Linked DNA regions of Homo sapiens: region 1 is linked to region 2. A link is an interaction called in ENCODE POLR2A ChIA-PET data of the cell type or tissue named here. Cell type or tissue: CD4-positive, alpha-beta T cell. All regions are shown on one strand. Links, peaks and the distances in the headings refer to the core of each region. The heading gives the core; the rest is flanking DNA. Region 1 has its middle 46 kb from the start of BIRC2. Region 2 overlaps TMEM123 (transmembrane protein 123).

Region 1 (2,920 bases), core at 176-2,675, 54 kb after region 2:
TTTAGGATACTGTCTTGCACAAGTGCTTTTAAAAAGTCTTATTAATCCCGACAAAGCCAATTTTCTGATACCCAAGGGGGAAAAAAAAAGTACCCTCTTTGGATATTTCTGCCTCCCTCCTCACTTTGCTATGGCTTCACAATGGCCACAGTTTACCCCCCCAACAACTTTAGGTGTGGGTATGTGTCTTGCTTTTAGTCCATAGGTATGAGAGTGGATGTAATAAACATGATGTCTGTTCTGGGGGTAAAAAGGCCCTCCTAACTTTCAGCTAATCACTTTTTTAAAATTACATTATACCCACCAAAAAATGCACAAATCAGAAGTATATGGAAATTTTGGCAAGTGATGTCACCAAAATGGTGGAGGAGATAACAGCCTTCATGCCCCGTCAAAAGAAACAAATACACACTGCTATCCACAAACCAAAATAGCCCTGGAGGGCTCAAGGGCAATTGTCTTAATATATGTATATATGTTTGTATGAATTAATGAATGGCAGGATCTCTCACTGTGTCGCCTATGCTGGAGTGCAGTGGTGTGATCATAGCACACTGCAGCCTCAAACTCCTGGGCTGAAGTGATCCTCCCACCTCAGACTCCCCAAATAGCTGGGACTCAGGTGCCACCATGCTTGACTAAGTTTTTGGTTGTTTTTTATTTTTGTTTCTGAGTAGAAACAGGGCCTCACTATGTTGCCTATGCTGGTCTCAAACTCTTGAGCTCAAGCGATCCTACTGCCTCAGCCTCCCAAACTGCTAGAATTACAGGCATGAGCTACTGCACCCAGCCTCAAGGGCCCATTAAAAAATGTGCAACAACCTAGTGGAGAATTAAAAGAAAAAATGCACATAAAAAATTGCTTATGAGATCAGAATTCCTGAGACACCAGAAGATGGCTAAGAAGAAAGGCAGGCACTATCGATATCAGTCATGTGGCCTGCTCTGCAGAGGATACCACCTTCTTTTGCCACAAAGGTAACCAACAGCCATGGCCATAGCAAGCTAGTTTGCACTCCAGAGCCAAGATCTCTCTGCATGTCCACACTCCAAACACCAGCTCAGCTGCCATTGAGAGCCCATGCTCCAGGCCCTGACTCCAAGGCTGGGCTGTGCACACCTATACCGCAAACAGTAAAGCCACTGCCATAGTAAGGGAGTTTACACCCTGGGCCCCAGAGCCAAGGTTTCTCTATGTGTTTACACCCTGGAGACCAGCTCAGTCATCACAGAGGGCCAGGCCTTGCCTCCACACTAAAGCCGCTGTAGCTGTGTGCACACTTGTGCTCTTGTCCCTGCCTGTTTCACAAGCTCCCATACTTCACCAGCAGGGTGTCTGTGCCCTGGGCACCAGTGCCATTACCACCCCAGAGCTATAGTCCCTTTACACATGCTGCTCTGTGGGCATCACTCATCAGACACCAGTTCCATTGCCACCTCAAGTGGGCTTGCATGCCAGACCCAGTGTCAAGAAGGATCCCTTTAGCCACAACTTCCCTGGTCGGGGAAAGAGAGATCAAGAGGACCCTACAGTCATCATCACCAAGCACCCCAACAGCCCTTACCACTGCTGCAAACACTGACAGTGTTGGTTGCTGAGGATCCCTGCAGTTTTCAACAGTGATCTCAGCTGAAAGAGCTACAAGGAGACTACACTGTTGCATCCTCACAGCTGCCAGAATCACTGCACCTCACCCAGCCAGTGCCCTCACATCCCCCTCTCACAGGGGAAGTCTTTCCTTAACAAAACCAGTCTTAAAAGTCTGGAAGAGGTGACTGCTGCACCAAATGCTCAAACATCAACGTAAGGTAAAAAGAAACATGAAAAGCCAAGAAAACATCAATATCAAAAGAACACAATAATTTCCCAGTAGCTAATGCCAGAGAAATGGAGAGCAACAAACTACATAACAAAGAATTCAAAGTAATCATTTTAAGGAAGCTCAGCAAACCAAGGAAATACAGAGGAACAATTCAATGAAATCAGGAAAACAAAATGAGAAATTTAATAGATTGAAATAAAAAAAGTTCCATAGCTGCAGAGTACAACAAATGAAAAATGCAATAAAGATACCAGGTTCAACATGGCTGACTAGATGCAGCTAGGATGTGCCTCTTCCACAAAGAGGAACCAAAATATTGAGTAAATCACATGAACAGATCTTTTAAGAGAGAACAGGCTGGGTGCAGTGGCTCACACCTGTAATCCCAACACTTTGGGAGGCCGAGGCAGGCGGATCACCTGAGGTCAGGAGTTCGAGACCAGCCTGACCAACATGGAGAAACCCTGTCTCTACTAAAAATACCAAACTTAGCCAGGCGTGGTGGCACATGCCTGCAATCCCAGCTACTTGGGAGGCTGAGGCAGGAGAATCACTTGAACCCGCAAGGCGGAGGTTGCGGTGAGCCGAGATCGCACCATTGCACTCCAGCCTGGGCAATAAGAGTGAAACTCCGTCTCAAAAAAAAAAAAAGAGAACACTGAAATTCAATAGAAGATGGGAGACACTGGTTAAAGAGGGAAGTAATAGGACTGCGTGCTTGGCATCACCAAGTGCCAGGACTGGCCCCAGACCAGGACCCAAGGAAAGGGTGAGTGAAGGAACTGTGGGGTACCACATTCCTGCCACAGGCCTCTGAGATCTTAGCTACAGAAGAGTTCCATGACCTCACAGACCTTTAGACTGGCAGAGGGAGCTAGGGAACTACGTGGAGACCACACACACACAGGTCACTTGAACTCATATAGAACCCCAAAGGCTTCTATGTGCTGGACAACTTAAGCAAAGCGTGACTCTGGGCACCAACCCCCAAGACTCTATGTCATGCCATAAGCTGCTGCAGCTGCTGCTGTCTGCCAGGCCAGGGAATGAGCACGGCCCAGGCACTCTCACTCTTATATGCCACAAAGACAGGCTAC
Region 2 (2,920 bases), core at 133-2,632:
ATGTTCTTTCATAACAGGATATTTCTTTATTTTTACAGCATCTGCAAACATAGAGAATTCTGGGCTTCCACACAACTCCAGTGCTAACTCAACAGGTGAGTTTTAAAAGATTAAAAAAACAAATTTTCATTTGTCTAGGGTACATGAAGTAATAACAGCCAGGGAAGTAGGCATAAGCTGGTTCACTGACCTGTTTTAACCCTGAGTTCTTCACCCATGAATCCCAATAACCTGCCCTAGTGCCCTATAGTAGACATCAGTAAGTGATAGTTCACTGGATTAATCTTCCTCAGTCTTGTAAAGATGTCAATAAATTCTAAAACAAAAAGTGTATCGGAATTTCATGTTATGAATTTTTGAAGCACATTTTTAGATGTGAGGGTTTTGTAGTTTGCCTGTAGATATGAAATGTCAGCACAGAAGTCTGCAGGTCCTATTGATGAAACAAGTCACTGTAAACTAGTCAGCCATGGCAGCCTTAATATACCTCTGCTGACTCTAAGGAGACCCTACTTACATTTCACCCATTAGGCAGACTCAACCCAAACACTTGGTGAGGCCCTTACCCTGTGATTTTAGTTTGGGACAAAGCCTTGGGCCTCTGAGTTCACTAACATGGAAAGATGCAAGAACCAGGCTGATGTCATCAATATCAGTAGTAAATCATCAAGGTACGTTTCTTGTAAACAATTTTTAAGTTATCTTCTCACTGCCCTTAATCTTCACAGTTGACTGAGTTGGAAACTAGAAAAAGGTACACCAATCCTATCACTAACTTGTTTTGTTTACTTTTAGTCAGGGAATATTTATGGACTCTAATGAGCTAGCACATCCTAGGTTCTAAGAATACAAAATGGACCAAGCCTTAACTTCTAGGAGTTTTTGTTCTTTTGTTTTTTATTTTGTGGCAAAATATACATGACATAAAATACATAAGTAACCATTTTTTTAAAGTGTAAAGGTCAGTGGCAGTAAGTACCTTCATGCTGCTTTGCAACTTGCTGGAGTTTTTATTCCTGTGGGGCATCCCAGTGTTTCACTTAGTTTATGTTCTTGGTTTACTGCTGTTCTTTGTTTCATTATCTCTGCCTTTTTGACTGGTGTCTGGTGGTACGTAGTCAGGACATACTTTAATTCTAGTTTTAGTAATTCTACAGAAAACGTTTTCATTGAGAGGAAAAAAAGTCTAGAGGGATTACTCCAAAATGTAATAGTGGTTATCATTGGGTAGTTGTGAGAGGGTCTTAGTTAAAAAATATTTTATTACACTATTAGATAGCTTTTCCTTTTGTCCTTTATTGAATCTAATTCTGCACTACTGAACTTTTAACCTTGGGTAGACAAAGGAGGTAGAAGAAACATAAAGACAGTAATATTAGCAATAGACACCATTTTTGAATGCCTACAACTTATAAGATACTCCTCATACATTTACTAATTTAACAGTGGTGAGGTAGGTGTCATTTCTGGTTTACACATGGGGAAATTGAAACTCAAGAGTGGTTAGGAAATGCCCAAGATCACATGACACTAAGTGTCACATTCAGGATTTGAAACCCAGTTGTATTCTAAAACCTATGTCTCTTTATCACACTGTCTGAAGTGTGGTGTGGCCTTACTTTTAAAACATGCTTTTCACTGTGAATGATTATTAAAAATCAACTGAATACTTTGAGGGCAGCTCCAGAGTCAGTGGGATGATTTCAAATGCCCCTTCTAGCACAGGGAAATTTTTTGAGAAAGAAGAAAAGCATTGCCTCAAATTTTTCTAGAAGGAGAACAGATAATACAACTATTAAAAATGTTTTTGCACAATGTGTTTTACGCCTCATAACTGTCGCATTCCTCTTTGTATCTTGAAAACACTTTTGAAACATGTTAAGTTTGTGTATTTTTATAGGATGGATGCTTAACTGTTTTTCTTTTTAGTTACATAGACCATTGTTGAAGCTTTGTTTCTTTGAACATACTGTTTACCAATTTATTTGGTGCTATTTATTTAGTGCAGTTTCTGTGGCGCCATATTTCCTCTCACTAGGAAAATAGCATCTTTGGCAAATTCCATTATGATGTGTATTCCAGGAATGTACTGTTGGAAAAAGCGGAGACTGCCTGCAGTACTCCTTAGAATGTTGGGTGTCTATCACTTTTATAGGACTCACCACGTTGGAATTTCAGAGAATCTTTTTTTCTCTTGTTTTGGTCTCCAAGTTCCTTGAGAGTGAAATCTATGATTTATTCATCCTAACATCTCACTCTATGCCTGGTGCATAGTAGGTATGCAGGATATGTATGTTTTTGGTTGGTTGAACTCAATTGTGGAGCAACATAGATATTTTGTAATTGCTGACTTGCCTTATCAAAACACTAATATATACATTTTGCAGATGTGTACTGGTTTATGCTCCAATCCTATACATTATTACAGCTGTTTTTCTGTTTATACAGTAATATAGGTACTTGAAGTCAATAGGAATAAAGGTTGCTTTCCAATGTACCACTGAGTTACATGTAACAGTTCTATTTTTTTATGTCCTCTAATCATTATTTGAAGACAGCTGTACTTTTGACATTCTTGTCTGCAGGGACTTGTTTGACACACTTTCAGCTTATATAGAAAATAATTTCCCCTTATTTCATTTGCAGTCAGAGTATTTAGATTCTGTGGATGGATGAATTTACACTTTATAGTGCAAGGAAGACACATGCCCAGATTATTTTTCATAATGGGTTTGAGCAAGGATGTAAGGAAATGTGGCATGGTCTAGATTGGAGTGCACATCTCATCAGTAACTAGAACAGCAGCTCAATATCATTCAGGATACAGCCGTCTCCTTGATCACATAGCATTGATACTTCCCAACAGAGGGATCTGAGAGGATTGGGTTACCATCATCCAATCTGAAGCTCTTTTCTTGGA

The links. ChIA-PET counts read pairs that join two places held together with the same protein. Peaks named below come from ENCODE experiments on the same cell type or tissue, not always from the same donor. Only the 100,000 strongest peaks of a DNase experiment are listed, where the experiment ranks them.
Region 1: POLR2A ChIA-PET joins it to region 2 with 6 read pairs; 17 of 35 experiments call an interaction of 5 or more read pairs at or near these places.

What each region holds. Positions count from the first base shown.
Region 1 is chr11:102,391,798-102,394,717 of GRCh38, reverse strand. No RefSeq gene overlaps it. Among named protein-coding and RNA genes, the nearest start is that of BIRC2, 46 kb to the right of the region's middle. In CD4-positive, alpha-beta T cell, for the core only: no CTCF peak of the experiment used is centred there; a DNase peak (open chromatin) is centred at 1,337.
Region 2 is chr11:102,445,987-102,448,906 of GRCh38, reverse strand. TMEM123 (transmembrane protein 123) reads left to right here. Exons shown (of 5, transcript NM_052932.3): 2 at 39-95. Among named protein-coding and RNA genes, the nearest start is that of TMEM123, 5.3 kb to the left of the region's middle. In CD4-positive, alpha-beta T cell, for the core only: no CTCF peak of the experiment used is centred there; a DNase peak (open chromatin) is centred at 1,506; H3K4me3 peaks cover 212 bases; H3K27ac peaks cover 1,205 bases.